2 separate regions of the Homo sapiens genome follow, and region 1 is linked to region 2. Evidence: chromatin loops called from intact Hi-C (ENCODE). Cell type or tissue: K562. All regions are shown on one strand. Links, peaks and the distances in the headings refer to the core of each region. The heading gives the core; the rest is flanking DNA. Region 1 has its middle 78 kb from the start of PCGF5. Region 2 overlaps LOC124902479 (a long non-coding RNA gene).

Region 1 (16,512 bases), core at 4,375-12,374, 290 kb before region 2:
CTCTTCTCCAACCTATCTCACTATCCCTCAGCCACTTTCTCCTTTCAATCTTGGCGCCACCCTTCAATCTCTCCCTTCTCTTAATTTCAGTTCCTTTCCTTTTCTGGTAGAGACAGGAGACGCACTTTATCCATGGACCCAAAACTCTGGCGCCGGTCATGGACTCGGGAAGACAGTCTTCCCTTGGTGTTTAATCACACAGGGACACCTGCCTGATTATTCACCCACGTTTCAGAGGTGTTTGACCACAAGGGGATGCCTGCCTTGGTCCTTGACCCTTAGCAGCAAGTACCTCTTTTCTGGGGGGCAAGAACCTCCCAGCCCCTTCTCCTTCACCCTTAGCGGCAAGTAGTGCTTTTCTAGGGGGCAAGAACCCCCCAACCCCTTCTCTCCATGTCTGTACCCCTTCTCTGCTTTTCTGGGGGCAAGAACCTCCCAATCCCTTATTTCCACACCCCAACCTCTTATCTCTGCACCCCGATCCCTTATTTCCACGCCCCGAACTCTTATCTCTGCACCCCGATCCCTTTTTTCTGCACCCCGACCTCTTATCTCTGTGCCCTGATTCCTTATTTCCACGCCCCGACCTCTTATCTCTGTGCCCTGATCCTTTATTTCCACACCCTGACCTCTTATCTCTGCACCCCAACCCCTTATTTCCATGCCCCAACCCCTTTCCTGCTTTTCTGGGGGGTAAGAATCCCCAAACCCCTTCTCTCCATGTCTCTACTCTCTCTTTTCTCTGGGCTTGCCTCCTTCACTATAGGCAACCTTCCACCCTCCATTCCTCCTTCTTCTCCCTTAGCCTGTGTTCTCAAGAACTTAAAACCTCAACTCACACCTGACCTAAAACCTAAATGCCTTATTTTCTTCTGCAATGCTGCTTGACCCCAGTACAAACTCGACAGTGGTTCCAAATAGCCAGAAAATGGCACTTTCAATTTTTCCATCCTACAAGATCTAAATAATTCTTGTCATAAAATAGGCAAAAGGTCTGAGGTGCCTGACATCCAGGCATTCTTTTACACATTGTTCCCTCCCTAGTCTCTGTTCCCAATGCGACTCGTCCCAAATCGTCCTTCTTTCCCTCCCGCCTGTCCCCTCAGTCCCAACCCCAAGTGTCGCTGAGTCTTTCTAATCTTCCTTTCTAAAGACCCATCTGACTTCTCCCCTCCTCACCAGGCCCAGCCAGGTCCCAATTCTTCCTCAGCCTCTGCTCCCCCATCCTATAATCCTTTTATCACCTCCCCTCCTCAGACCCTGTCTAGCTTACAGTTTCCTTCCTGGACTAGCCTTCCCCCACCTGTCCAGCAATTTCCTCTTAAAAAGGTGGCTGGAGCTAAAGGCATAGTCAAGTTTAATGCTCCTTTTTCTTTATCTGACGTCTCCCAAAATCAGTTAGTGTTTAGGCTGTTTTTAATCAAATATGAAAAACCCAGCCCAGTTCATGGCTCGTTTGGCAGCAACCCTGAGATGCTTTACCGCCCTAGACCCTGAAAGGTCAGAAAGCCGTCTTATTCTCAATATGCATTTTATTGTATTACCCAATCTGCTCCCAACATGAAATAAAGCTCCAAAAATTAAATCCCAGCCCTCAAACCCCACACAGGACTTAATTAATCTCACCTTCAAGGTGTACAATAATAGAGTAGAGGCAGCCAAGTAGCAATGTTATTTCTGAGTTGCAATTCCTTGCCTCCACTGTGAGACAAACCCCAGCCACATCACCAGCACACGAGAACTCCAAATGCCTGAACTGCAGCTGCCAGGGGTTCCTCCAGAACCTCCTCCCCCAGGAGCTTGCTACAAGTGCCAGAAATCTGGCCACTGGGCCAAGGAATGCCCACAGCCTGGGATTCCTCCTAAGCCATGTCCCATCTATGCGGGACCCCACTGAAAATCGGACTGTTCAACTCACCTGGCAGCCACTTCCAGAGCCCCTGGAACTCTGGCCCAAGGCTCTCTGACTGACTCTTTCCCAGATCTTCTCGGCTTAGCAGCTGAAGACTGACACTGCCTGATTGCCTCAGAAGCCTACAGGACCATCACAGATGCTCTAGGTAACTCTCACAGTGGAGGGTAAGTCTGTCCCCTTCTTAATCAATACAGAGGCTACCCACTCCACATTACCTCCTTTTCAAGGGCCTGTTTCCCTTGCCTCCATAACTGTTGTGGGTATTGACGGCCAGGCTTCTAAACCTCTTAAAACTCCCCAACTCTGGTGCCAACTTAGACAATACTCTTTTAAGCACTCCTTTTTAGTTATCTCCACCTGCCCAGTTCCCTTATTAGGCCGAGATACTTTAACTAAATTATCTGCTTCCCTGACTATTCCTGGACTACAGCTGCATCTCATTGCTGCCCTTCTCCCAACCCAAAGCCTCAGTTGTGTACAAGCCTTACAAGTTAGTTCAGGATCTGCGCCTTATCAACCAAATTGTTTTGCCTATCCACCCCGTGGTGCCAACCCATATACTCTCCTATCCTCAATACCTGCCTCTACAATCCATTATTCTGTTCTGGATCTCAAACATGCTTTCTTTACTATTCCTTTGCACCCTTCATACCCAGCCTCTCTTCGCTTTCACTTGGACTGACCCTGACACCCATCAGGCTCAGCAAATTACCTGGGCTGTACTGCCACAAGTCTTCACAGACAGCCCCCATTCCTTCAGTCAAGCCCATATTTCATCTTCATCTGTTACCTATCTCGGCATAATTCTCATAAAAACACACGTGCTCTCCCTGCTGATCGTGTTCGACTAATCTCCCAAACCTGAATCCCTTCTACAAAACAACAACTCCTTTCCTTCCTAGGCATGGTTAGTGCGGTCAGAATTCTTACACAAGAGCCAGGACCGCACCCTGTAGCCTTTCTGTCCAAACAACTTGACCTTACTGTTTTAGCCTAGCCCTCACGTCTGCATGCAGCAGCTGCTGCTGCTTTAATACTTTTAGAGGCCCTAAAAATCACAAACTATGCTCAGCTCACTCTCTACAGTTCTCAAACCTTCCAAAATCTATTTTCTTCCTCATACCTGATGCATATACTTTCTGCTTCCCGGCTCCTTCAGCTATACTCTTTGTTGAGTCTCCCACAATTACCATTGTTCCTGGCACGGACTTCAATCTGGCCTCCCACATTATTCTGGATACCACACCTGACCCTCATGACTGTATCTCTCTGATCCACCTGACATTCACCCCATTTCCCCATATTTCCTTATTTCCTGTTCCTCACCCTGATCACATTTAGTTTATTGATGGCAGTTCCACCAGGCCTAATCGTCACTCACCAGCAAAGGCAGGCTATGCTACAGTATCTTCCACATCTATCATTGAGGCTACTGCTCTGACCCCCTCCACTACCTCTCAGCAAGCCGAACTCATTGCCTTAAGTCAAGCCCTCACTCTTGCAAAAGGACTAAATGTCAATATTTATACTGACTCTAAATATGCCTTCCATATCCTGCACCACTGTGCAAGAGATTTCCTCACTACACAAAGGTCCTCTATCATTAATGCCTCTTTAATAAAAACGCTTCTCAAAGCTGCTTTACTTCCAGAGGAAGCTGGAGTCATTCACTGCAAAGGTCATCAAAGGGCATCAGATCCCATCGCTCAGGACAATGCTTACGCTGATAAGATAGCTAAAAAAGCAGCTAGCATTCCAACTTATATCCCTCACTTTCAGTTTTTCTCCTTCTCATCTGGCCACTCCCACCTACTTCCCCACTGAAACTTCCACCTATCAATCTCTTCCCACACAAGGCAAATGGTTCTTAGATCAAGGAAAATATTTCCTTCCAGCCTCACAGGCCCATCCTATTCTGTCGTCATTTCATAACCTCTTCCATGTAGGTTACAAGCCACTAGCCCGTCTCTTAGAACCTCTCATTTCTTTTCCATCATGGAAATCTATCCTCAAGGAAATCACTTCTCAGTGTTCCATCTGCTATTCTACTACCCCTCAGGGATTGTTCAGGCCTCCTCCCTTTCCCACACATCAAGCTCAGGGATTTGTCCCTGCCCAGGACTGGCAAATTGGCTTTATTCAACATGCCCTGAGTCAGGAAACTAAAATACCTCTTGGTCTGGGTAGACACTTTCACTGGATGGCCTTTCCTACAGGGTCTGAGAAGGCCACTGCGGTCATTTCTTCCCGTCTGTCAGACATAATTATTCGGTTTGGCCTTCCCACCTCTACGGTCCGATAGTGGACCGGCCTTTATTAGTCAAATCAGCCAAGCAGTTTTTCAGGCTGTTGGTATTCAGTGAAACCTTTATATCCCTTACAGTCCTCAGTCTTCAGGCAGCCACCAACTTAAAAAGGACTGGACAATACTTTTACCTCTTTCTTTTCTCAGAATTCAGGCCTGTCCTCGAAATGCTACAGGTATAGCCCATTTGAGCTCCTGTATGGATGCTCCGTTTTATTAGGCCCCAGTCTCATTCCAGACACCAGACCAACTTGGACTGTGCCCCAAAAAACTTGTCATCCCTACTATCTTCTGTCTAGTCATACTCCTATTCACCGTTCTCAACTACTCATACATGCCCTGCTCTTGTTTACACTGCCGGTTTACACTGTTTCTCCAAGTCATCACAGCTGATATCTCCTGGTGCTATCCCCAAACTGCCACTCTTAACTCTTAAAGTAAATAAATAATCTTTGCTGGCAGGACTATGCTGACCCTCCTTAGGCACTCTCTAATCAGATGTCCTGAGTCCTCCCAATTCTTAGACCTTTAATACCTGTTTTCTCCTTCTCTTTTTCCGTTTAGTTTTTCAATTCATACAAAACCATATTCAGGCCATCACCAAGAATTCTAAATGACAAATGTTTCTTCTAACAGTCCCACAATATCACCCCTTACCACAAAATCTTCCTTCAGCTTAATCTCTCCCACTCTAGGTTCCCACACCGCCCCTAATCCCACTCAAAGCAGCCCTGAGAAATATCTCTCCATACCATCCCCCCAAATTTTTGCCATCCCAACACTTTACCACTATTTCATTTTATTTTTCTTATTAATATAACAAGACAGGAATGTCAGGCCTCTGAGCCCAAGCTAAGCCATCATATCCCCTGTGACCTGCACGTACACATCCAGATGGCCTGTTCTTGCCTTAACTGATGACATTATCTTGTGAAATTCCTTCTCCTGGCTCATCCTGGCTCAAAAGCTCCCCTACTGAGCACCCTGTGACCCCCACACCTGCCTGCCAGAGAACAACCCCCTTTGTAATTTTCCTTTACCTACCCAAATCTTATAAAACAGCCCCACCCCATCTCCCTTTGCTGACTCTCTTTTCGGACTCAGCCCGCCTGCACCCAGCTGATTAAAAGCTTTATTGCTCACACAAAGCCTGTTTGGTGGTCTCTTCACATGGACACGAGTGAAATAAAGAACAGGTAAATAAATGATTATTTCTGAGTATGTCATGGAGGCTGTTTCCAGAGGAGATTGCCATGTGAGTCAATGGACTGAGTGGGGAAGATCTGCCCTCAATGTGGGCAGGCACCATCCAATCAGCTGGGTACCTGAATAGAACAAAAAGGTGAGTTCCTCTCTCTCTCTCCTGGATTTGGGGTATACTTTTCTTCTGTCCCTTGGACATCAGAACTCCAAGCTCCAACTTTTAGGCTCTAAAACTTACCACACTCCTCCACCCCACCCCAAGTTCTCAGGCCTTCAGCTTCGGACTGAGAATTACACCACCTGCTTCCCTAGTTCCAAGGCCTTTGAACTTAGACTGAGCCATGCTACCAGCATCCCAGGGTCTCCAGCTCGCAGACAACCTGTCTTAGCCAATTCCCCTAATAAATTCCTTTTTATCTATCTATCTATCTATCTATCTATCTATCTATCTATCTATCTTCTATCTTCCCTCTCTCTCTCTCTGTAGACACACACACACACACACACACACACACACACACACACACTATTGGTCCCATATCTATGGAGAACCCTAATACTGAACCTTCCAGCTTCAGTCACCATAGGGAGATTGCTCAGTGTCAAGTCCAAAAAATTCTAACCAAAGGAGTCAAGAGTCAGTAGCCCACTTTGGATTGAGTGCCAGTTAGGTTGATGGGTCATGTACTATATACAGAGAGAGAGAGAGAAAGAGAGAGAGAGCTCCTGTGAGAAATACGGATGGGAAAGGTGGCAGTTTCTAGAAAAACAAGTATGTGAGTGTGGAGGAGACAATCCTATAGATCTCCATCCACTCTAACAATTAGCCTATTGTTTCCATAGTAAAATGGAATTTTATAAACATTAATGTCATAGAACCCATGATTCAACATTCAACCATTTGCAAATATTTTCCATTCTTTGCAAAAGCAATATCATTGGCAAGGCTAGCACAGGCTAGGTGTGGTTGTGATTTTCTTTTTGGTTGCTGTGCCAGAGGGACCCTTGCTTTTCAGGATTCCCAAGGATTAGAGCTTCCATGTGTCGAAGGTAAGGACAGAGTAAACAGGATGCATAATTCTTAGGCAGCATGAATGGCTGCAAAAAGGCCTTGAGGTTTCATCAGCCAGCATTTCTGAAGCATCTCCTATGCAGCAAGCATTCTGTAAGGTGATGCCCTCAGCAGTAGGCTGGTACCTCAATAAATATTTATGCAATAAATATTTGCTGAATGGAATATGTGTGTGGCATTTAGTGACCTTTGGTTCATTCTTGCTGAAGAGCCCAGCAGCTTCTCACATGCAAATGATGCCACAGTCACCCAAGCCCCTGTCACCACTGCAAACACAGACAGCTGCACCTTGGAAGATGGGAACCTGAAACATTTTCATGGGCTTACTTAGTTGATGGAGGTGATGGTGAAGGTGGGAGTGGAAGCTGTGGAGGTGTGGCAATTGAGAACACTGGGTCTCAAACTGTAGCATGTATTCAAATCACCTGGAAGGCTTGTTAAAACAGATTCCTGGGCTCTGCCCTAGTAGGTCCTTGGCAGGCCTGAGAATTTGCATTTCTAACAAGTTCCCAGGTAATACTGATGCTGCCGGCTGACTTTGAGAACCACAGAGCTATCAGAGTGGCCCTTCTCAAGCCTGGCTACACATTAAAAATCACCTGGTAGCCCCCTCCCCACTACCCTAGCAGAGACCAACTAGATGAGAATCTCTGGGAATTGGTCTGAGGTTATGTCTCAGCTCTACAGGTGATTCCAATGTGCATCCAGAGGCCATAATCAGTGCCTTACATCAACCAAGACAAATGTAAACATGATAGGGCAGAGAGAAGGCCCTTGGAGAGAGCCTTAGACACATGAAGTATAAGCTAAAATTCTTCTATGTCAGTTAGTTTGATTAGTACTGACTGCCAAATAGCAAAAGAAGCCCCCACAGATCCATGGGGTGGGGGGAGGCTCAGTACTTTTAAGATTTGTGAAGGGGTCCCAAGAACAAAACAATTGAGAACTAGCATTATTAGCTCTATGGTGAACAATAGGACCCTCAGGAAGTGCCAGACCTGGGAGGGAACTTGGGTACCCTACAACCGGGCTCTCATTTTACAGATGAGAAAACTGAGGCTCGGCTCTCTAGCGGTTTGCCGGCAGGTCACCCAAGGGGCAATGACAGAGCCAGCCCTGGGCTCTGATGGCAGCTTCTGTGCTTCCTGATTCCCATCCCTGGGATTGAGACCGGGACAACGCTTTTCCATAGGTGTTCCTAGATTAGCAGAGGATGCTGGGAACAGCTTTCTGTGGCTCATTCTTGCATAGAAAGAAAACCCTCCTAAAGGTTTTGGAATCTCGCCCTTCATGTTCACTGTGCTCACACAAAGCTCTTCTTTTCAGAAGCAGTTCTTTTCTCAGAACACTTCAAATGTAACAAATATACATCCATCAGCGTGGAGCGGCAATCAGCTCACTCACTATTCATTCGAGTTGGTGACCCAGGGCCTCCGCGCCCTGGAAACGCTCCACGGGGACACCGCGCCGTGCCAGAGAAGCTGGCCTCCAAACAACCCGCTGTAAACAGCTTTGCAGAGATCTTCCTCTGGAGGGCACAGATCCCTGGGATTGCTAGGATGAGGTTTCTCATTCTTTCCGAAGTAAAGGGAACTGGCAAAGTTAAAGCAGGAATGAAAGAGCTTTGATCTTATGAGGCGGAGGTGCTTATCCCAGCTGGGGTTAACAAGGAGGACATTCAAGCACTGCGAGCGGTCCACTCCTCGTTCTTGCATGCCCCAGCCCTGAAGGAAGTGGGTTGCAGCTCTCGTTACCCATCCTCCAGGTGGATCCTCTTCCTTCTGCCCGCCCTCAAAAGGCAAAGAACCACTGCGGGCTGATGGCGCCCTCTGGAGGCCGTGATGGGAAACTGTGTGCCTCAATTTTGCAGCCACGGCTGCCTTCCCCTCCCCCACTTTCCAGGGGCTCCTGCCCAGGTCGGGCTTCCCAAGGTCTCTTCCTCAGTACATTACACATACTCCTTCTTATGTGTGAGCACATAGATAGCAAAGCACCCAGAGGCACGCATACCCTTCTTTAACCCCCCGGTTCATCTCAAGTCTTACCTGTCAGTTATCTCACGTTAAAAAAAAAAAAAAAAAACAATTCCACCTCCCTCTTTTCATTCCATTTGTGTTGCCCAGAGTTTAATCACATCTGACAAGACTCACAGGGGTGTTAGTGAAAGAACTCTACCAAGGGAAAGAAACACCACCTGCAATGAAGTAAAACTGAGTGCAGTCAACAGATGTAATCCTGTAGGGCCTGGTGGGGCTGCCAGGCTCCCAGGTAGAGGAAACCACCATCGCAGTTTGCAGAAGACTAGTGGAGCTCCCGGGTCATGAGATTATTAAGTGCTAAAACCGGGACACTCCCATTAAAACTGTGGCAGTGGGTCGCCCTACTTCAAGGACTTGGTGGTCCAGAGGTTTCGCCTTCCTGGGAGATTTCTCCTTGATTCATTCGGGAGAAATGAAAGAACTGAGTGGGGAAGGAAAAATGAAAGTAAGTATTAAATAGCTCTTATAAATTACAGGAATTTGGGGAGCACCCATGCTTACGCAGACACGTAGGCAGATGTATAGAGTACACCGATTTGGATTTAATGTAGGATGACTATTGATTCCGTTTTTGAAGCATTCATACTAACAATGTCCCTTAAATAAAAGCAATCTCACATTTTTGTCAAAGAAACATTAATAATTTCCACTTATGCATGTTTGCGTAATTTCTTATTACTCTAGTTAAAAAGCTTATGCATCTCATAAAAGCTAAAAAGTAATAGCTGCTTTTAAATTTTATTTTTTATTTTTATGAGTACATAGTCGGAGTGTGTATTTATGGGGTATATGAGATGTTTTGATACAGGCATACAATGCATTATAATCACATCAGGGTAAATGGAGTATCTATCACCTCAAGCATTTATCATTTCTTTGTGTCACAAACATTCCAATTATACTTTTAGTTATTTTTAAATGTACAATAAATTACTGTTGACTGTAGTCACCCTGTTGTGCTATCACATTCTTATTTATTCTATCTAACTATATTTTTGTACCCATTAACCATCCCCAATGTCTTCCACTTCCTACTGCCCCTCCCAGCCCATGGTAATCATCATTGTGTTCTCTATCTCCATGAATTCAATTGTTTTAATTTTTAGTTCCCACAAATGAGTGAGAATATGTAAAATTTGTCTTCTGTGAATGGCTACTTTTTATTGAGCACTTGACTACTGAGAACCGCACTGTCTTTTTATCATACACAAATGATGGATGAGGAAACTGAGCCTTAGAGAGGCAGGTGACTTGCCCAAAGTAAATGGCAGAGAAATATTTGCATTCAGGTCCCTGACCACAAAGCCTGTGCTCTAAACCACACATATTAGATTTGTTTTGTATATGGTCTCTTACCTCATAAAAATAACACATTGCTTAACATTTTATAAGCGTCTCCCTCCACTGTCATCCCAATAGTCTTTCAGCCTACAATTAATCCTCCTCCAGTTTGTTTCCTGTGGCTTAGAATTTTGTTCCCTGGTAAAGGGCAAGTATCCCCTGTAAATTTCCCAGTTGACCAGGAGAGATCAGACTTGAGCTGCAGTCACACCTTGAGCTGATTTTTTTTTTTTTTTTTTTTTTATGGGGGAACATTGGCGAGAAGCCACAAGCCCTAGCTGGCAGTCATGGGACAGGGAATTGACTTCCTGAGAAAGAAACCCAAGGGACTTATACAGCATTTGGAGTACACCATAGATTTTGCCCTTTCTGAGATCACTTTTTATCTCTTTATGTTTGTTGCTTCCTGATACGGGGAACAAATTTGATGATATGGAACAGAATGAAGCTAAAAGTGAAAGGGTCTCGTTACTTTCTCCTCACCTCAAACCAACTTTCTTCTCACCTCAAACCACATGCTTCATTTTATTTTTCTGTAAATATTACCTTGAAAATAAAATTCAATCCCAAAATTTTCTACTTATTAAACTTACTCTTATACATTTATTTTAAAAAATCATTTAACTTTCACCCACATTGCATGAGATCACATTATGCTGGCATCACAACTTAAGGGAAAAACAGTAGGTTTCTCTTTTACAAATAAAGATTACAGATAAAAAAGAATATTGATTAAGCTGGAAATTCTTTAGGCTGTTTGCATTTTATTTCCATTAGCCTCTAGCAGTTAAATTCACAAATGATATTTTTCTGTGGCTCTATGCAGGGATCAAGTGTACCTGCTATCTTTTGTTGAGCATTCCTTGAGTATCTTTCTGGTTGGCCATGTCCAGGCTATGACCCCTGCAGTAGCCTGTTGATACAGTAAAGAGAAAACCAAAAGCACAGAAGTAATAGATTAAGTAACTGTAAGATGCAAGAAATGAGGATTCCCAAACCCAGAACCATCTGGTCCAGGCGATATGACTGACATATTCCCTCTTTTCTCTTCCTTGTTTGTCCACAACATGAAACCCCTAAGTTCTGAGATCTTTGGACCTGACCAGTTTCTCTCTGTGCATCATAGTCCCCAAACTCTAGAATTCCACTCGCGAAGAAAAGGCAAGACAGCCCACGGGTCTTTGAGATTATGTGCATTCCTGAGCGGCTGTATGTTGGTTCTGCAGTAAAGCAAAGGGAAAGTTAAAGAGAAACAGTAACCACAGAATACAATTTAGTGCATATTTTTGCAGATCTTTTCCTAAGCTATAATCTATTATATTCTTGAGGTTTTGTTGGACTCTTCTAAATAGGTCGAATTATCTGGTGGTTAAACAGTTGTGACCTTTCAACGACTGGATAGACAGCACATGCTTTTGTTCCTTGTCTCTAACTTAATATGTTCTTTTTTAGCTCTTACTTTTGAAGGGATTAACTTTAAACCATTATCAAGATTTCTCTTTTAAAACAACCCATTCTTTGTTACTTGAAACTCTATCACTTAAGAACTTTGAGTCTTTTTCACATTTGTATGTAGGAGGCCTTATGGGTTTTCAACCCATTTATAATGGGAACCAATGATACAGGGAAGAGGTCAACCTTAATTCAAGGCCCACCATATGGAGGCAGAGAATTTCAGATTCCTCAGCACCCAGTCACTTCACCAATAAAAACTTGGAGGGGTTGGGGAGGGGGATATGAAAGATAGGTTTTGTCAAAATGGAATTTTCTTTTTAAAAAATTGATCTGTCACTCAAAAAATATGCATTGAGCACTTCCTGTATTCCAGGCAATGTTGTAAGTACAGTGGAGATGATGGTGAGAAAAGGTGGACAAAGTCTCTGCTTATATGGAGTTTACATCCTAGAGAGGAGAGAAAGATCATAAACAAGCAAATTAATCACTTACATTACTGAAGATTTTAAGCTAGAAATATAACATATTTTTGTCATAAATTTGGATAATACAGAGGAGTATAAAGCAAGAAGTAACAGTGACCTTCCCAAGCTCCCTCCAAGTCCTTCCTGAAAGGTAACCATTGTTGCAATTTAATGTGTAATTTCTACCACGTGTATGCAAACATGTACGTTGATTGTGGGGGAGGGATCACAATGTACATATTACATGGCAACTTGCCTTTTTCCTCCTTGGCCAGGTATTAGATGCAGCTTTCCTCATCAGAACATAGATCTACCACATTCTTTGCAAGGTCATAGTGTGAATGTATGAATCCATTCCTCTATTGGCAGGCATCTTGTTTCCATTTCCTTGTCATTACAAACACTGCTGCTGTGAACACTCTTTGTATTATGTCATTTGTAATGATAGCAGTATTTCTAGGAGATAGAATCCTTCAGCTGAAAGATCTGGGTCAAAGGGCATGCATATTAGATTGATTTTGCTGATGATGAATGCATTTGAAAAACACATAGGAGGGAAAAAGAGAAGAAGAGATGAGGACTCATAAAAAGTATCAGGAAAAGCAGTGCTTAGTAAAGAGTGCAAGCAGAGCAGGATGGGAGCAGAACTGACCACAGAATGTAATTATACAATCTCTTCATCGGCCTCCCATGAATTCCCCATAAATTCCATAGCTGGACAGTTATTTCATTTAAGCTCCACAAAAATACATGTCAATGGTCCTCATTTGGTACTATTTGCCTTAACTCATAGTATGTTTTATGGAAACCCAATAAGTGTTGGTCAAATTCAAGCCATGAAATATGTATTGAATTTATCCATACATTACATTGTATTTATTTAATTCAATCAGTAAATATTCCTGGAGTGCCTGCTATGTGTCAGACACTGTGCTGAACCCTAGAGATTCAGCCGTGAATCCAGTAGAGCCCATCAAACTCAACAGCCTAGTGTGGGAGAGAGTTATCAATCCAATCCTGGAGCATAAAGTTGCCAGTGTGACATGCTAAGAAGATATCTGATATTTACAAGAGCCTCTGATGGGAGGCTTGATCCAATTGTGAAGGCCAGGAAAGTTTTCTCTGAAGAAAGTTCTCCTGAGTTGAGTTGGGAAAGGTTTGCTTATTAGGTAATGATGTATAGGCTAAGACAGGAAGGGCTGCTTGGATTTACTTAGCTATGTAGATTAAGAGGGAGGTAGGAGGGGACCTGATCCAAGCCTCAGTACGGGGATAAAATTGGCAAGGATGGGGTGAAAGAAAGCCAGGTGGGTCTGGATGGAACTTATAGTTCATGACTAAGCATGAGACTTTGTGGAACAATGTCAGCTTCACTGGAGAAGCTGATGAGGACAATGAGATCCTTAAAGAACCTGACCCTAGCACAATATCCAGCACATAGTAGGAACTTTAAAAAGATTGATTAAAAGCACAAAGGAATGATAGCTCATGACTAATTAAGCCTGAGCATTGAGCAACCATGCAGATACACCCCTGAATTTGCAGGGCTTGAAGCAAGTGTACAAATGAAGCCCACACAGCATGTGCCTAAATATTTTAAAGTTGTATATAATGCCACATCCACAGCCAACCTCTGTTCTTACCCAGTGCCCTGCAGTGTGATCCCCAGAGAATGACGCTGGTGTTCTTCCCCTGGGCACTCCTGCTGCCTGTGAACTTGAGTGATTTCAAGGCAGGTGGGGCAGAAGGTGGCCCAGGCTCCCAGGTTACCTGGACCCACCTGGACCCACTGGACCTGGGATGGAGGCTGACTTATCAAGCTGCCCAGGAAGCCAGGGTTTCCTGAAACTGTCATCCAAGCAAAGGTGAAGTAGAAGGCACAGTGATCTGTCCGCCTGGACATCCACTTGGGGTGATTTGGGGTATGTGACTTGAACCAAATGGCAGCCCTTTTACATTTCCCAGGGCAAAAACCATAATCCTTCACTTCCCCTCCCTACAGCCTCCTGTGGCCTGAGAGGCCCAATTGGATGGCATGTTCTCTTGCCCCAGTCTAGGGGTGGTGTTGATACTGAAACTGTTTCTGGATTAATAATAGCATCATTGAATTTATAGTGTAGGAGAGTTACTGCTCATATTATTCACTCAGGTCCTTCTTTTTTCTGGAGACCTCCCATGGGCCAGGCCCAGCCGGGACAATAGGGTTGAACACCAAGTCCTGGTCTGTGTGCTCAGGGAGCTTGCACTGTGGCTGGGATGACAGATTCTACACAAGCAGTTGCAATTGAGATGAGTGTCACGAGAAGGGAAGTCCAGGGTGAAGAAGAGGGGAAGCTACCTACCCATGGTCACAGGGCTAGTCCAGTGAGTGGCTGAACTATGAATAAAGCCCACCTTGGTTGGACTCCTGGATCCTTTCTCACCTCCCCATCACTGCACCATTCAACCCGGAGCTATGGGGCCGCCTTGGAGGGGAACTCCAGTGGCAGCTCCCGGACGCCCCTCAGTGAGCACATCTTGAAGAATCACAGACACCGTCCTCGGGCTCTTTCCATCTCACTTCTGGGTCAGCCCAAAGGGGAAAACTTCCCCAAACACATCCTGCCCCTTCAGCAAGTGCTCTCCAACTGCTTCCATGTGGGGAGCTTGAGAAAGGAAGGGCGTTTGATGCCGGTAGGCAGTACTGACCAGCCCAGAACAGCTGGCACCGACTCCGTGGTCGGGGCAGAGCCCTCTGCATTTAGATCAGCAGCAGATTTGGCCCATGGTGCGTCGGACAGAGCTTCACTCTCCCTCTCTACAGGCCAGCCCTCGGCTCTCAGGGGTGGCTGTTCTGAAAGACCCTGGACTGGACACCGCAAAGCAGAGCATGGGTGGCTCTCTCTTCATCTGCTTTTGCCATCAGGAGCTGGATTATGCTTGAAGGGCTGTATGTCCTCTTGCATCTGGACGAGGTAACCATAGAGAGAGCCATGTTTTCCTGGGAGCCTGGACAACCTCTGTTCCTCTGGCCATGAAGGTGGAAGAAATGCAGAGGGAGAGTCTGCTCAGATCTAGTGATAATAAAGTGTCCAGGGGCTCTGGTTGCCTGGATGGCTGGGACTCTCTTTCCAGCTTTCAAAGATATAGTCCAGGAACTAAGGAGAGAAATCTTAGGCAGAGGCTTTGTGCGGTGTGAGCTGTGCTGTGAACACCGTTCCTTCAGGCAGAGGGGTGGAGGGTGCTGTTCCCTTCTCCCAAACGAGTGGGAGTGGGGCTTCAGCAGCACCTTAGGAAGGCTTGACATGTGTGACTGCAGTTAAAGGAGGCCTTGCCCGGAGTCAACGGACCCAGAGGGATCTGAAGACTAGAGGCTGTGCCCTCGGCCAGAGGCATGGGACAGAAGAAGGGAGAGAGAGCATGGCTGCTGCGTGGATAAACACAGACTCTTCTTTGAGAATGGGTCAGTGTTGCTTGACTCTTGGGAATGGTGTGAGGACTTGCAGTTGGAATATCAGTCAGGAGCCACTTAAGAGGAATCCTGCCCAAGATGGTGGCCTATGGGAAGAGCACATCCCTGTAGAAAGAGGCTGTGGGCTCTAACCCTGGAATAGGTGAGGGTTATGGGAAACTGCCCACTGAGATGGAGGCATGGCCCCTGGCAAGGTGAGTGGCAGCTGAGAGTCAGGGAGAGGACCCTCCAGAAAACCAAGAAAGATTTCTGAGAGCTTTAAATATCAGGCAGGCCCAGATGGCCTGGAGCTGGTTTACAACCTCCTCTGCTTTCCATTCACCTTCCTCCCCAACCTTGTACCACAACTAGGAAGGAGAGGAGAGGGAGGGCAGCAGAAAACGTCCAGGGACTGCTGAAGTTTTATCAGTGGAGAGGGTCTGTGAGAGGCACAGATAAAACAAGCAAATGTTTTAATTATGTCTTTTGGGTTCCGTTAGTTCAGTGTTGCGTTTACATTTGTGGCACATTGGCTACTTGGGAGAGATTATGGGATTTACCCATACTGCAGAAGGTCAGTGGTGGAACCGAAACTGGAATTCATGGCTATGCCACTCCAGTGCCGGTGACAGGGCAGGAAGTGCAAAGGGCTCTGGAGGGGAGCAGGCAAGAACCACCTCTGGGGAGGGCGGAGAGTGGGTGGCACTGAAGAAGGCATGGCAAGGCAGGTGCTGGGGCTGGGCGTCACTGGAGGGGTGAGGGGCTGAGCTGGGGTGCTTGGCAGGGCAGCTGGTTCTGTGGGGAGCCCCTGGATAGGGCTAGTGGAAAAGGCTTTTCAGAATCCTTTCTCTCCTTCTCTCCACTCTCATCTAGAGCTTCACCCATGACCTAAAAACTCAGGTTACATTGAACTGAGGTCCCGTGCACCGGGCTGAGGCACAGAGGACCCCACTCGTCTCCATCAGCATCTATTTTCATCTTAAGCACCAACGGCACTGCCCTGGGCTCCTTGCATTGTTCGCTTTTCACCTGGACTACTGCACTAGGCTTTTTATCTGTTTCCATTTCTATCCTACCCCTACTCCCTGACAGTCTATTTTCCACCAAGCTCCCAGCGTGATCATTTAAAAATATAAATAAGATGATGTCAGTTCCCTGTTTAAAAAATCCTCTTACTGTGCTCGGAATAAAATACCAGCTTTTAAATATGGCCTGAAAGTGTCTCCGCGACCCGGCCCTACCTCTTTCTGCAGAGTCCTCTCCCAGCCCTCCTCCTGCTTCCCACTCT
Region 2 (16,512 bases), core at 3,779-11,778:
GCATGTCCTTATTTTTCCTTCAAAATCCAAGGCAATGTCATGTCCTCTGTGGAATCTTCCATCTTCTCCTACTTGGTTCCTCCCTCATCTGTATTTCTGTAATACTTCTCATAATTATTTAAGATGTTTTTCTCCCTCATTAGACTGTAAGCTCTTGGAGGGCATGAAGCTTATTTATCTTACAAGGATCAGTCACAGTGTCTGATATATAGTGAGTGTTCACTAAATGCTTAGTGACTGAAAGAAGAAGCCATTAACACCTTAACTCAGGGGTCCCCAACCCCCAGGCCACAGACCAGTACTGGTCCGTGACCTGTTAGGAACTGGGCCACACAGCAGGAGGTGAGTGGCAGGTGAGCTTCATCTGTATTTACAGCCACTCCTCATTGCTCGCACCACCTGAGCTTCACCTCCTGTCAGATCAGAGGTAGCATTAGATTCTTATAGGAGCACAAACCCTATTGTCAACTGTGTATGAGAGGGATTTAGGTTGCACACTACCTTGTGAGAATCTAATGCCTGATGACCTGTCACTGTCTTCCATCACCCCCAGATGGGACCGCTGAGTTGCAGGAAAACAAGCTCAGGGCTCCCACTGATTCTACGTTATGGTGAGTTGTATAATTATTTCATTATATATTATAATGTAATAATAATAGAAACAAAGTGCACAATAAATGTAATGTGCTTGAATCATCCCGAAACCATCCCCCACCCGTGAAAATTGTCTTTCATGAAACTGGTCTCTGGTGACAGAAAGGTTGGGAACTGCTGCCTTAACCCCTATGACTAGGCAGTTAGTCATTTGGTAGCTTCTAGAAAGTACGTTGTCCTCTTTTTTCAGTGAGCAGTATCTTCCTAACTGTAAACCTGATCAAGCCACTAATTTCAATTGTTTTCCACTGACCCCGATGTAAAGACATAGTCTTACATAGTTCCTCATCATGGTGTACATCATCCTTCATGATCTGTTCCTTTACCTACCATTCCAGCTTCAGTTGTTGTCATCCTCCAACTTTTCTCCAACTATACTGAAACATTTCAATGCCCTGAAGCAAACCCTACTCTCTAAGTCTGAGCCTTAGCATTTGCTCCTTGCTCTGCCTAGAAGGTCTTTCCTGCCTTTTCCTTCTCCTCCATGGCTGTACATGCAGGACAGACAGATTGAAGGAGGCCTCTCTGAGTTCTTTTGCCTTGGACTGGACTAGGCTAAGTGCTCTTCATGTCCTCCCATGGCACTTATCATGCTGTGATCTCTGTCTCTGCTGTAGTCCCAGCTCTACCCCCACTCTAAGCTCCTCTGGGACAAAAATTGTCTTTTTCACCTTTTTACCAATGATGGGTGCATAGGCTATGGCATAAACTAGATGTTCAATAAATGTCTGATGAGTAAAACATCATGATAAAGTGAAAGAAATCTGATATATACAATTTACGCAACTATGTGAATGCTTAACTCTCTCATTTGCCATTTGAAGAGATTCTTTTAAAATTAATATATGCAATAGTCAGCATAGTCAAGAAATAGAAATCCTGCTAGGTATTTCAAACAGAGGGGATTTAATACAGGGAATTTTTTCACAGATGTTGGAAGGCTGGAAGAGCAAAACAGGAAGTTGAAGCAACTGGTTATTAATACTTGTTGGAAGAAGTTATTTCCCCCAGGGCTGAGGTAAAGCAGCTACCACCCTGAGGACACTAGACAAAAAGTGAGATTACCAGAACCTAGTTGCTCAGAAGGAGAAAGGGAAAGAAATTCAACCATATTAAAGACACACATGATTGTAGGATACATCCCAATGCCAAAAATGTTAAAATGTAAAGGAAAAAAAAGACATGGTATTAACTGATAGACTGTCAAGAATATGAAAGAAATCCAGGCTGGCTAGGGGAATCTAGTACGTTTAGTCATATGAAATTGTGAATATTTTTCCATTTTGGCCTATATAAATGAGTTTCATATGTTTCAACCTAATATTTGGGGAGGCAAGAGGCTAACTGTAGAGTACCCTTGTCCTGGGCTTCTATCTCTCCGAGGTCCATTGTCCTGAGCTGTCCCTTCTCTTCATAGCTTCACCCACTCTCCTTCTGAAATTCATGGTAATAAGTTTATATGTGCTCAGGGGCTGGAGGACTTGAGGGCAGTGCAAAAACAACCATTTGAAAACATTAGTAATTTTAAAGTCAGATATTCTTAAGAAGGGGTTACATAAGTACAAAAAAGAACAAGTAGCATTTTATTGAATGTTTACAATCCTCCTCTGCCAAGTGTTTATCACATTATCATATTCATTTTATTCCCCAACAAACTCAGCTATGCAATAAGAGCTGACTCTTTTACGGTGCTTAATATGTAACAGTCATCATTTTAAGCCTGTTGACTTAAACTTGACTCATGCACTTGCTTCTCTTTATAAGCCTGTAAGGTAGGTGTTAGTTTGAATCATTTGAAATCACTGACATTCGACTGTTTTTGACCTACAAAATAGCAGTTTAAAGTAGTTCAATTTAATACAATCATTTTTGAAGAAATGACTACAGAAGAAGAAATTGAGGCATATGGCGGTTAAATAACTTTCCCAAGGTCGCGCAGCTGGTAAGTGGAGGAGCCAGGATTCAAACATAGGCAGTCTGTGCTCTAAACTATTACACCCTACTGCCTGTCCATGGGTACCATTTTATCCTCATTCACAAATGAGTGGAAACTGAGGCTTTGGACAGTTAAGTTACCTTGGCCAGAGCCCCAGAGCTGGGAAATGGTATAGCTGGCCTTCTGGGTCTAACTCCAGAGCCTCCGCTCTGCCCATGTATTATTCCACAGCCATGAATTCCCTGCAAGGAGTGCCTGGAATGGAAAGGGGGTGAATTCTCCTGGCTAATTACTCGGATATATTCATCATCCTGGTTGAGTAGATATTTGCAAAGCTATTTTATTAGATATAACTGAAAATATTGCCTCATAGATTCCCCCAACCCCACCCCAGAAAGATAACAGATATAATGCAAATAATGACATTGCAAATTACCACTGGGGTTGTCTAGACCCTTCTTCCAAAGGCCACCATCAATACATTCTGGATTCCTTTTTGGGAACTGACTTCCAAGCAACGTGCTCACATGTTGAAGATTCTCAGCATGGAAAGATTCCCCTTTCTTCTACTTCCTTTTTTATAAATCCTGGATTTATTAAGCACATCCTGTGTGACAGGCCTTGTGTTAATTGATGAGGATTCAGCAGCAAATAAAATGGACACGGCCTGCTTTCACTGTGTTTTCAGCCTATCAGGGAGGAAAGACATTATAGGAATATTAACAATAATATGTTTTGATGGAGTAATACAGGGAGCTCCGGGATCATAGAGCTGGGAGATTTAATTCAGTCTGGGGCAGTGGTACCCAAAGTGTGGCCTGCAGACCAGCACTATTGAGAATACCTTGGAGGCTGTTTAAATGCAAATTCTTGGGCCCCATCCCAGACCTACTAAATCACAATTTGGTGAAGGGGACAGAGATGGGAAGAGGGAATTTATAGTTGAAAAAGCTCTCCAGGTGATTCTCATGCATACTGAAGTGTGAGAAGCCCTGCCACCCGGGTCTGCATGGTCTAAATAGGGAAGTAACATTTACTCAGTCTGGAAGGGTGAGTAGGTCAGATGCAGGAAGGTGAGAGAAGGCTGTTCTAGCCTGAAGGGAAAGTCTGTGCCAAGATCAGGAAGTCCAAGAAAACCAGATCCATGGGAGGAGCTGGTGGTATGTGGGGAACACAGGGGTTAGAGATGAGGAGCCATAGAAGGAAAAAAGAGAAACAGAAGGTGGGAGAATGGGATCCTATGAGCTCTCATAAAAAATAAGGTGAGGAAGGAATAGTAAGATGAAGTGTAAGTGACCAAACTTACACTAATCTTATAATAACCCAGCTGTAAAAGCAACATCATAATTTAGAGAGAGTCAACATCTCTGAGGCTACTCTTAAGAGAATTAAGGACTCCATGAACATTTGCTGTTGAGCTGTGTGTGGGAAGAACTGCCAATCAGTCCTCACTCCCTTTCCCTTTCCCACAGAAGCAGACACTCTGAACCTAAATTAAACCAGTTTGAGTTAAATGAGTTCTTCCTGGTCTTTCTAGGGAGCATTTGTTAATGGGTTGCCCCAGGTGGAACCAGAGGGCTTAGTTGTCTTGCCAGGGAGAAAACAGGTGTCTCTCAATGTGAATTCAGACCACACTCTCCCTGAGACAGTCCATGTGCCTAATTTAGCAGGTCCGTGACTAAAAGGGCTGCTATGCCTGCAGCTTGAAATTAAATGGAATTGTGGCCCAAAGGAGCCACATCTATCCATGGTGATGGTATTAAAAAACAAAACAAAACAAAAAGATTTGGGTGGCAATGGGCATTTCTGATCACCCAGCAGCGCTATTTCAGACTGAAAGCAAACTTGAGGCCTTGCATGGGGAAGAAGGATGAATCCAAAGAATAAGACTTCTCCATGTAGGTAAGAATGGGGAGTCCAGGTGCTGTGGCTTTCGCCTGTAATCCCAGCACTTTGGGAGGCCAAGGTAGGAGAATGAGGAGTTCGAATTCAGCCTGGGCAGCATAGCGAGACCTTGGCTCTACGAAAAAATTAAAAAATTAGCTCAGCATGGTGGCAAGTACCTGTAGTCCCAGCTATGTGGGAGGCTGAGGCAGGAGCATTGCTTTAGCCTGGGAGAGCAAGGCTGCAGTGAGCTATAATTGTGTCACTCCACTCCAGCCTGGGCAACAGAGTGAGAGCCTGTCTTGAAAAAAAAAAAAAAAAGAAAAGAAAAAGAAAGAAAGAAAAAGAAAAGAAAAAAAAAGGGTGGGGAGGTGGACAAAAATTTAGACAATACTTAAGGTGATTGGGGAGGGGGCTCAAAGTAAACCAAGTCAGGAGTGGGAGAGAACCAGGGAGAGGAACTCACTGAGGAGAGGAGTCTAAGTTTTCAGGTACCCATACTGTGAAAACTCAAGAAAGTTAAAAGTAAGTGAGACCTCTAGCCTTACGGAATGGCATGGTCAATGTCAGAAGAGAATTGGAATGAAGGTGGGGGTCCTTACCTATAATTCCCTCTGACATTGACTTACTGTTCTGTGCTTTCATGTGTCCATGTCTACAAAGCCTAGTGTGGAGAGTGAAAAGGCAGAAAAATGGAGCACTGCCCACCTGTATCCTTATTTGATACAGAGGAGAAGTTGCACATCTTTGCGTGTCTGCACCCAGTGGATTCTGAGTGACCAACCAGTACCTTTGGAAAATAGATCCCTGGCAGATGTGGTAGAAGGAGTATTCCCGGAGGGTAAACTCTGGCTAAAAGTGTAAAACCAAACCCTTTTCTTACCCCATAGTTTGGACAAAATGCCCTCTGAAAGACAATAGGGGAGGCTGGACATTGGGGTAACAACTGATTGCCTTGCTGTTGCCTTGCCTCTCTAAGGAGAGGACACTTGGCACTCCAGGCCTTTGCAGATGCACATCTGAAAGTACAGAACACATGATCCCAGAGATCTGGGGCTTGCATAGCCACCTCCTCCTCAGTGGTCATTGACTATCCAGTTGGTCAGCACTCCTCACTGAGCTCTCAATATACCCAGAGCAGGAGGGCATCTAGACTCTGTGAAGATACAAAAGATAAAAAACAAGAAGACTTAGCTTCTTGGAGGAACCTGTGCACAGGGCCTAGTGGTTTGTGGGTGTTTTGTTTTTAATCAGTGACTTTTCCAGTGACAGTTTCCTTGATATATTTCAGAATCTGCTCATTTTGTACTGTTCTTCCCATCCCCCACAAGGAAGGAACAGATTCTTTACCCCCAAGTAGGGTTGCCAGATAAAATCCTGGACATACCATTAAATTTGAATTTTGAATAAATATCAAATAATTTTTTCATATAAGCGCGTCCCAAATATTGCAGAAAAATCAAATTACAGAGTGTCCTGTATTTTCATTTGTTAAACCCTACTCCCAAGGGATGCCTGTTTCTATTCTTGTGAGTGGTTCATTTTGGTTCTTTCTCTTAGGTTGAGATTAACTGGTGATCACTGGTTTTATTACATATGAAAACTTTCGGCACGGTCTTTACCGAAATGGAGGAAAAAAAGTGATTCTTTCTTAAGTTCTTTGGTTAGACTATTCAATAGGCACATTTTTTGTTCTTATCTAATATGGCAGTCTAGTAAGAAAATTGAGGAAAAATGCAGGATTACTAGCTCCCCATGAACCCCTTTCCTCCCTCTGCCCAAGTCTTAACTATACAGCATCACGATGTAAATGGAGGTAGACAAGGAGAGCACAGATGACACCAAAGCAATGCAATCTGAAACTATCAAAAGTTCCACTTCTCACACCACAAACTCCTTTGTTGGTTAGTTGTGAGTGGGTATTTATAGAACTAGCACTGTACTTTCATTTTGAGACAGCAGCTTGCTTTTAGCCTGAGCAATAATTAGATAAATTATTCCCTTCACTTCAGATTATTAGTGACTAAAACTCTGCCTAGAGATTTTTGAAACTTTGATCAGCATAAACTGGAAAAACAGTCACTTAAATGCTGCAAGTGATTTTCCATCTTGTAGGAGGTAGAGATATCAATAATCCTGCCAGGGTAGAGTCTCTCTTTATCAGACCCACCAGCCAGGTATCTTTTCACAAATGTAAAGCAAGTACCTACCCATTGCTTCTTGCTGGAAAAACAAAAAGAGGAAAGTATCAAGTTACCATCAAATGGGATGTTGTTCAGACTAGAAGCTCATTGTTCTGTTTGGAAATACAAACTGTGTGTTTGCTAGAGTCAGAGCTGCTTCTCTGCATACTTTTTTGGTCCTGGGGCTTGCTTTTTTGGGTCCAAGCTGAAGAATTGGATATAGAAAAGAGAAGAAAAGCATGAGATCCAAATCTCATGCTAAAGGAACTGGATGGAGTTTGGCACAGCTTAGCTCAGACTGGACCACTGCTGTCACATGCACGTTGTTATTTGAGACTGAATTACACAGAATGCACTGATGTTGGACTCTGATATGCAGTGATGTAATTGTCATGTTGAGGCCTACAGGGCAAGGCCACCCCCTAGTGGTAGGGGTTGGGATTGCTTCTTATGGAAGAAAAAATTACCACTGAATCATTCCAAGAAAAACCAATTATATCATGATTAGGTTAAACCTTAAATAGCAGTGGCTGAAATACACAAGGGTGTGCTTCTCTTTCTAAAAGGACATCTAGAAGTAGGCATTCGGAGCTATTCAGGTAGATCCTTGTTTCCCAAGGACTCAGGATTCCTTCTTCCTGCTTCATTAGCCTCAATGAATGGCTTGTTCTCAGGGTCACAGGATGGCTGCTGGAGCTCCAGCCATCATATCCACATTGAAGCCTAGAAGGAAGAAAGATGAAAGAGGAAAAATTAATAGCATGTGTGAGTGTATGTGTATTGGAGTGAGACCTCCTCACTGATTCTCCCTTTAAATAGCTTTTCTGACATTCCCCCAAACACTTCCACAGCTGGCTGAGGAATTGAGAAATGAAGCCTGTTATCTGGGCACTTTACCCTCCTAAGTAAATCAGGGTGCTTTTTACTAAGAAAGCGGGGGAATGAATGCCAGGCAGCAGTAGTAGTTTCTACCTCTCTGGGAAGCCAGCCTGAAACTAGAGGGACAGAGAAGTCTTTTCTCTCTCAAAGCCATTTGACAGCTGGGCCCAAACTTTCTGGTGGCAGACATGTGCTGGACTCTCATGTGGAGCTGGACCTGCTACTGAGAATGGCTCTGGTAGGTGTGTTTCAGGTAGCTGCTTTGCCAAAAGTTGAAATTACCTTTGAGGCTGAGCTTTCCTTCCATTATCCATAAGCCTTTGAAGAAGTTTTGTTAATTGTCTGGTGGTGATATGGTTCGGCTGTGTCCCCATGCAAATCTCTATCTTGAATTATAGCTCCCATAATCCCCACATGTTGTGAGAGGAACTAGGTGGGAGGTAATTGAATCATGGGGGTGAGTTTTCTCGTGCTGTTCTCATGATAGTGAATAAGTCTCATAAGATCTGATGGTTTTACAAAGGGGAGTTCCCCTGCACATGCTCTCTTGCCTGCTGCCATGTCAGACGTGACTTTGCTCCTCATTCAACTTCTGCCATGATTGTGAGGCCTCCCCAGCCATGTGGGACTGTGAGTCCATTAAACCTCCTTTTCTTTATAAATTACCCAGTCTTGGGTATTTTATTAGCAGTGTGAGAACAGACTAATACAATAAATTGGTGCTGCAGAAAGTGGGGAGCTGCTGTAAAGATACCCAAAAATGTGGAAGCAACTTTGGAACTGGGTAATGGGCAGAGGTTGGAACAGTTGGGGCTCAGAAGAAGGTAGAAAAATGTGGGAATGTTTGGAATTTCCTAGAGACTTGGAGGGCTCAGAAGATAGGAAGATGTGGGAAAGTTTGGAACTTCCTAGGGACTTGTTGAATGGCTTTGACCAAAATGCTGACAGTGATAGGGACAATAAAGTCTGGGCTGAGGTGGTCTCAGATGGAGATGAGGAGCTTGTTGGGAACTGGAGTAAAGGTCGTTCTTGCTATGCAAAGAGACTGGTGGCATTTTGCCCCTGCCCTAGAGATCTGTGGAACTTTGAACTTCAGAGAGATAACGTGGGGTATCTGGTGGAAGAAATTTCTAAGCAACAAAGCATTCAAGAGGTGGCAGGGCATAAAAGTTCGAAAATTTTGCAGCCTGATGATGCAGTAGAAAAGAAAAAACCATTTTCTAGGGAGAAATTCAAGCTAGCTACAGAAATTTGCAGAAGTAACAAGGAGCCAAATGCTATTCGCTAAGACAGGGGAAAATGTATCCAGGGCATGTCAGAGAACTTCATGGCAGCCCCTCCCATCACAGGCCTGGAGGCCTAATCAGAAAAAATGGTTTTGTGGGCTGGGCCCAGGGCCCTTCTGCTGTGTGCAGTCAAGGGTCTTGGTGCTCTGTGTCCTAGCTGCTCCAGCCATGGCTGAAAGAGGCCAAGGTACAGCTCGGGCCATGGCTTCAAAGGGTGCAAGCCCCAAGCCTTGGCAGCTTTCATGTGGAGCTTGTCCTGTGGGTGTGCAAATGACAAGAGTTGAGGTTTGGGAACCTCTGCCTAGATTTCAGAGGATGTATAGAAACACCTGGATGTCCAGGCAGAGGTGTGCTACAGGGGCAGAGCCCTGATGGAGAACCTCTGCTAGGGCAGTGCAGAAGGGAAATGTGGGGTTGGAGCCCCCACCCAGAGTCCCCACTGGGGCACTGCCTAGTGGAGCTATGAGAAGAGGACCACTGTCCTCCAGACCCTAGAATGGCGGATCCACTGACAGCTTACACTGTGAGCCTGGAAAAGCTATAGACACTCAATGCTAGCTCATAAAAGCAGCCAGGAGCGGGGCTGTACCCTGCAAAGCCACAGGAACAGAGCTGCCCAAGATCATGGGAGCCCACCTCTTTCATCAGCGTGACCTGGATGTGAGACATGAAGTCAAAGGAGATAATTTCCGAGATTTAAGATTTGGCTGCCCCACTGGATTTTGGACTTGCATGGGGCCTATAGCCCCTTTGTTTTTGTCAATTTCTCCCATTTGGAATGGGGGTATTTACCCAATGCCTGTACCCCATTGTATCTAGGAAGTAACTAACTTGCTTTTGATTTTACAGGCTCGTAGGCAGAAGGGATTTGCCTTTTCTTAGATGAGACTTTGGACTGTGGACTTTTGAGTTAATGGTGACATGAGTTAAGACTTTGGAAGACTATTGGGAAGGCATGGTTGGTTTTGAAATGTGAGCACATGAGATTTTGGAGGAGCCAGGGGTGGAATGATATGGTTTGGCTGTCTCCCCACCAAAATCTCATCTTGAATTGTAGCTCCTATAATCCCCACATGTTGTAGGAGGAACCTGGTGGGAAGTAATTGAATCATGGGGGCGGATTTTCCTGTGCTGTTCTCATGGTAGTGAATAAGTCTTATGAGATCTGATGGTTTTATAAAGGGCAATTCCCCTGCACACACACTTTTGACTGCCATCATATAAGATGTGCCTTTGCTCCTCCATCACCTTCTGCCATGATTGTGAGGCCTCCCCAGCCATGTGAAACTGTGAGTCCATTAAATCTCTTTTTCTTTATACATTACCCAGTCTTGGGTATGTCTTTATTAGCAATGTGAGAACAGACTAATACAGTGGAGCTCTGGAAAGTTGATGTAGGGGGTAGGTAAGCATGTCTGGAACTCAGTGTAGGAGGGCTATGTCTCCTTCCCCAAAGCTAGAAGGGTGGCATCTGTTGCCTAACAGAGATTGGCCAGGGAGAGTTGCTGGAGGTTATCAGAGCTCCCTGGGGTGTTTGGCTGAGGCAGTGGCTTGGCAGCTTGAGGAGGGGCCCTGAGCAAAAACACGTGAGCAGGTCAGACATGTTTCCAAACACACTTAGGATGAGCAACCTGGTTTGCTTTGGACTGAGAGGTTCTTGGACCCCAGAACATTCAGTGGTAAAACCAGGAAAGTCCTGGACAAGCTGGGATGAGTTGGTCGTCTTAATAATACACATAAGAAAGCATCTTATAGGGATCTTTAGAATTGCCTTAGGGGCCAAGGACTAAGTGCCTGCCATGTGGCAGCTGGCAGCTCAGAGTCACTGCAATCTTATTTTTACTGGTATGCAATGTGGGAAATTTATTTTGATGATGCCTAAAGTTTCTGATTTCGCAAACTATATGTCTCAGAAATAAACTGTGTCTGCATTGGATAAGAGAAGAGCAACAATTTAAAAGGCCAGAATAAAAATGGCAATAAGTAAACGAAATAAAGTGGAAATGTCCAAGTCCCATGACACTGCATACAGACCTACCACCCAGAACTCAGCTTGTGCCTTCTCTCCAAGCTCGTCTCCTACCACCACCCTCCTGTGTGACTCCCTCTTCTACTGCTACAACAGAATGCTACAGACTGGGGTAATTTATAAAGAAAAGAGATTTGTTTGGCCCAGACTTCTGGAGGCTGGGAATCCAAGATTGAATAGCCACATCTGGTGAGGGTTTTCTTGTTCCATCATAACATGGTGGAAAGCACCCCATGGCTAGGAAGTGTACACACAAGATGACACAGGAAATTGGGCCAAACTCATCCTTTTATCACGAACACACTCTCTCATTAACTAAGCGACTCTCTTGATAATGGCATTAGTCTATTCATGAGGGCAGAGCCTTCATGACCTCATCACCTTTTAAAGGTCCCATTGTGATACCATCACAATGGCAATTAAATTTCAACATGAGTTTTGAAGGGGACATTCAAACAATAGCACCTGGCAAACATCACCTTGCCAGCCCTGTCATGTCCTGAATGCATTATGCTATTATGCACATCTCTGCCTGGAATGCCTTTCCCTCCTTCATGAACCTGGTGAACCCCGACTGTTCCCTCTAATTTGCAGCTTAAGAGTCATTTCTGTGGAGGCTTCTCTGGCCCTCCCCAGGCAAAGCTTAGTACCACCTCCCTTCAGCTGCCTGTGCACCCTGGCGTGTCTCACGACACTGCATCCCAATGGCAGGCTTGGAAATGGTCTGCCTCTTTCATGGATCAATTAGCTCCCTAAACCTAGGAAGTCCTTACCTTGTAGCAGAACTTCAGGAACACGGTATATATAATAGACACTTACTAGCGTTAGTTAAGAGTCCATCAGTGTGTGTGTGTGTGTGTGTGTGTGTGTACATATTTACATTTATATTTATTGGCTCTTTTCTATTCAGGGCATCAGAATGCTGACTGAAATTCTCAATTGGATCTACTCTGTTCAGATTCACGTGTTAAAATACACAAATGATTCATTTAACCTGAGACTTTATAAATACACAAGAAAAAATTCATTAGAAATGTTATCCTCATAATAACTAAAACTTACAAACCCAAGAAAAGAATTCATTAGAGATATTATTATTGAAAATAACCAAATCTGTGATGTGGGATGAACTGTTATTTTTCCCCAACAGTTAAACCTAAGAAGATATATATGAAAAATAACTAATATTTCAGAGTATGTTCAGATACTAACTTTTCATTGCTTCTCACTCTGGAATTAGAAAAGTATTTAAATGAACATGACTGATGCATTAGAAAAGACAGAATAAGTTAGGCTTTGTTAAGAAAATAAAACCAAAAACAAAACCCAAAGCTCAGAGATTTAACAGAGTGAAGGCTTATTTTCTCCTCCCTGCTGATGGGACCACTTTACACATATTGCCCTCAAGGGCACCATGACAAGAGGAGAGCCCAGGATGATCCCACAGGCAAGTTCCCTTCCCATTGGCCAGAGCCCTGTCACATGGCCCCAACCTACCCAGTAAGAAATGCAGAGCAGCCCATGGCCAATGAGTTGAGAGTCACAGTGCCCCAGGGAAGGAGATTCTGACCTGGAGATTAGCACACAACTCATCTACTAGAGAGTGCTGTCGGAGATATAGCTATGGAAGGGAGGGAAAGGAAGCAGGATTGGGCAGAGGGAGAGGTCAAGCCTCAGGGTCATCTCAGGGGTCTTAGCTGCTATTGTGGGGAGTTCTGAAGATGAGATAACTTCAGGGCTATTCTGAGTTGGGACAAAAGGGCTAGACCTTGGTATCCCTAAGTTGGTCGGTCAGTCATTGGAAACGATGTGACCCTGAGTGAGGCAGCTCAACTAAAGCAATTTCAGAAGGGATTCACACCTGAGGGCTAAGCACCAGCAGCTGGGGAGTAAGTCCTGCTCACACCCCTGATGGAGGATCAGGGAGGCTCTTCTCAGCACTCCACAGTGCGCATGACAGTGTCTTCCGAGCAGATAGCTCTGAACAGATTACATCTGAATGTGGCCACGTATGAATCCTCTTTCATCATTCTGACATCAATTGCTGGACTTGGCCTGTGAACCACACCAGTTGTCTTGCTAGCAGTTCCACTACGCTCAGGCTTAAAGGACCTTCTTTATCCCTAGCTGCTGTAGCTGTCCCTACTGACTACTGCACAGACTCAGGCACTGCTGAGCTCCAAAACAAAACAAAATGTTCCGCAAAATTCCTGCTGGCCACTTGGTCAAAGGATGGTCTCTCTTCATCCGTCTTTGCTGAGCTCACTATAAATCATGGATATCTGTCTCTCTTTGAGCTGTCTCTGGCTACGATGGGCCAGGACCCTTCAGAGAGCCTCTTTCAGGTTGGACTTCCTAATCAGCATCGTGGAACATCCACTCCTCCAGTAATAGAAACCATATTTGATTTTTCTGTTTAACCATTTCATGACCACTACACACCAGTTACACTGGAAACAGTGTAACTCTGTTGAGAATCACCTGTGCAACTTCAGCATTTGTTTACTGGGTCTCCAGTAGCAGAGGATGTTGAGCTCAATCCTCATGTTCAAGAGGATGCTACTAGGGCCTCACTTTTACTTGGTCTAACCACATGCTTTTTGTGGAGGCAATAATAATATGACTGGCATTTACGGCAAAGCGTTTTATACATGATAACTTAATTTTCACAACTACTCTATGCAGAAGCACTATTTCCTGATTTACATTTAAGAAAGTCAAGGCATAGATAGCTTAAGAGACTTCCCCAAGGTCACATGAGGCATAAATGGGGGAATTAGTATTTTAACCCGGGTAGTCTTACTACAAAGTTCTGGCTCATAATTACCATGTTATACAGCTTGTCAATCAATATCCAGGGCTTCTTAAAACTCAGGGATTGATGTGTCCATGGATGCAGGCCCATAAGTCAGCAATGCGTATTTCTATGGAATCCCTCATAAGGGTCATTTAATGCTTTAAATCTAAACCCTGCATGGAAAACCCAATAGGGAACTAAGCCCTAGCTGGGAACTCCCCTTGTGTGCCAGAAAATAGAAATGAGTAAATTTAGAGAGGGAGATTCCCCATTAAAAAAATGACATGCAAATTCGTGAGGCATTCCATATTTTTAAAAAATGGAGATATGTATTAAAATATAAATTTATAGAATTTAGTATTTTTAGCATGGGGCAACTTATGACTAGCTTTTGTGAATGTGTATTGTTGTACCATAAGGCAATAAGGTAGTAAAATACATTTAGACTTGGAGGAGAGACAGCAACCACTCTTTGTGGGGAGGGTGGGACAAGAAGATGGAACTGTCCCCTACCAGCATTGAGTAGGGGACAGCTCGTTTCTCTCCCGGCACAGACAGGTAGCTATATCCCTGTCCACCCCCATTTGCAAAGGAAGCCTAACTGTCTACACAGTCTCTGGCATCCTCTATGTTCAATTATCTGGTGAGAACGGGGAGACGCTTTATAAACCTGTTCTATATGCTGGACAAACCGCTCCTTTGTCTTTCGGCGTAACAGTCTGATGGACTTTCTCCACACCACATTACCTGGGGAATGGGGCTAGAAGGAAGTTTTGTGCCATGTTGCTCTGATAGGAACGCTAACCTGTCACATTGGCCCCAGTGTTAGGATACAAATAGCCCAAATGAGGCCATCCACCAAGCTTAGCAAGCCTTGCGTGGTGATAAAATGTGCTTGCAACAGGCAATATCTGGGGGCGATTTGGGCCTGACAGCTCAGCCTCCAAACCACATTTTGCATGTGTCAGGAAAATGAACACCATGTCCACTCCACGTGGTTTTAGCAATTAGACCTTTATTAATACCATGGAGCAGCTGGAACTAGAAATAGTCTCAAGTGCTTACATTCTCTGAACATACCAATTTCCAGAGTGGGTGGCAGCTGTTGAGGCCCAGGTTTATCCATCTTGGGCCAAAATTCTCATACTCTTGACCCCATGTATTGGACCTGGATTTTGTGGCTCCCCAAAAACATGGCTACAAAGCTTTGTTCTGAAAAATCAAAGCCTCCTCATTAAAGTAAGCATCTTCTCCCCCTAATCCTTTGTCCCCTCCATTGTCATTAGTTCAGATTTTAGAAAAGAACTACTCTTCCTGTACTTGGGGTTTTGTTTCTCCCCAAGTGGGAGAGTTACTGGTTCATAACGCTCTTACACCTGTCCCCTACCCAAGGCTTCTCCCTGTAACCTTGGGCCAGGCCGGACTTGACGAGAAGACAAGAATTGATCTAATCCAATTGCCTTTCCAGTGAAACAGGCTCCGTTTCCCCAGGCATCACTTACTTATGGGATGGCCGATTTCCATGCCAGGACAGCTCTGGGTATTTTGACGTTCTTTCTTGTATTCCACTTAGATCTACTCCCTTAATCTGGCCCCATCAGTTCTGTCTCATGTTATGTTCACTGAACTTAATGAAACATTGATTTTCAAGCAGACAGTTTTCTTGAGTGTACTGGTCATATGTAATCTTCATTTCCAACCACACATTTCCTCATGTTGCTCCAGGGAAAGAAGGGAAAGGGCTATTGAAATTAACTACTTCTCTCTAGTCAAGGATAAAGGCCAATTTATCCTTCAAGAATGAAGTCCAATGCTACCTTCTCCAGAAAAATAAGGTATTTATTTTCTCTATTTCTATGAATTTTGTCATATTAGGTATACTTGTGGGTTAAATTGTTTCCTTCCATAAAAGATATGTTAGTGTTCTAACTCCCAGTGCCCCAGAATGCAGCCTTATCTGGAGATGGAGTCTGTACGGATGTAATCAAGTTAAAATGAGGTCATCAGGACAGGCCCTAATTCAATGTGATTGGTGTCCTTCTAAACAGGAGAAATTTGGATACAGAGACAGATGCACACAGAGGGAAGATGATGGGAAGGGACACGGGGAGAAGATGGTCATCCCCATGCCAAGGAAGGAGGCCTGGAACAAATTCCCCTTCACAGCACTCAGAAGAAACCAGCCCTGCTGACACTTCGAGTTCAGACTTTTAGCTTCCAGAACTGTGAGACTATACGGTTTTGTTGTTTAAGACCCCCGGTTTGTAGTACTTTGTTACAGCAGTCCTAGCCAATGAATACAGGTATATTATGAGGACTTTAGTCTTTTACTTCTTTTTTCTTTACAAGTTTTTTAAATAGAAAAGTAGAAGTAAGAAAATAAAGCAGAAAAAAATGATGTTCAGTGTCCCTGTTGTGAAAACTCCTGCTGATATATACATATATATAGTATATATGATATCTGAAATATATATACACATGCATACATATACAACATACATATACATATATATGTATATAGTATTATACATGCTGAGTTACACCATTCAAAAAAAATTTTTTTTTTGAGACAAGGTCTCACTCTGTCACCCAGGCTGGAGTGCAGTGGCATGATCTCGGCCCACTGCAACCTCCACCTCCTGGGTTCAAATGATTCTCCTGCCTCGGCCTCCCGAGTAGCTGGGATTACAGGCACCTGCTACCATGCCTGGCTAATTTTTGTATTTTTAGTGGAGATGGGGTATTGCCATGTTGTCCAGGCTGGTCTTGAACTCCTGATCTCAAGTGATCCACCTGCCTCAGCCTCCCAAAGTGCTAGGATTACAGGTGAGAGCCATCACTCCTGGCCTCAAATATTTTTTAAA

What was found. Hi-C counts contacts between places; a loop is a spot of excess contacts. Peaks named below come from ENCODE experiments on the same cell type or tissue, not always from the same donor. Only the 100,000 strongest peaks of a DNase experiment are listed, where the experiment ranks them.
Region 1: a loop joins it to region 2, with 6 times the contacts of the local background. A loop is called at or near these places in 7 of 110 quality-filtered maps.

What each region holds. Positions count from the first base shown.
Region 1 is chr10:91,290,242-91,306,753 of GRCh38, reverse strand. No RefSeq gene overlaps it. Among named protein-coding and RNA genes, the nearest start is that of PCGF5, 78 kb to the right of the region's middle. In K562, for the core only: CTCF peaks have their summits at 8,322 (motif pointing left) and 10,070; DNase peaks (open chromatin) are centred at 8,323 and 10,043.
Region 2 is chr10:90,997,013-91,013,524 of GRCh38, reverse strand. It overlaps LOC124902479 (a long non-coding RNA gene), which reads left to right. Exons shown (of 2, transcript XR_007062238.1): 2 at 15,697-16,046. Among named protein-coding and RNA genes, the nearest start is that of LINC00502, 41 kb to the left of the region's middle. In K562, for the core only: a CTCF peak has its summit at 7,076 (motif pointing left); a DNase peak (open chromatin) is centred at 7,064.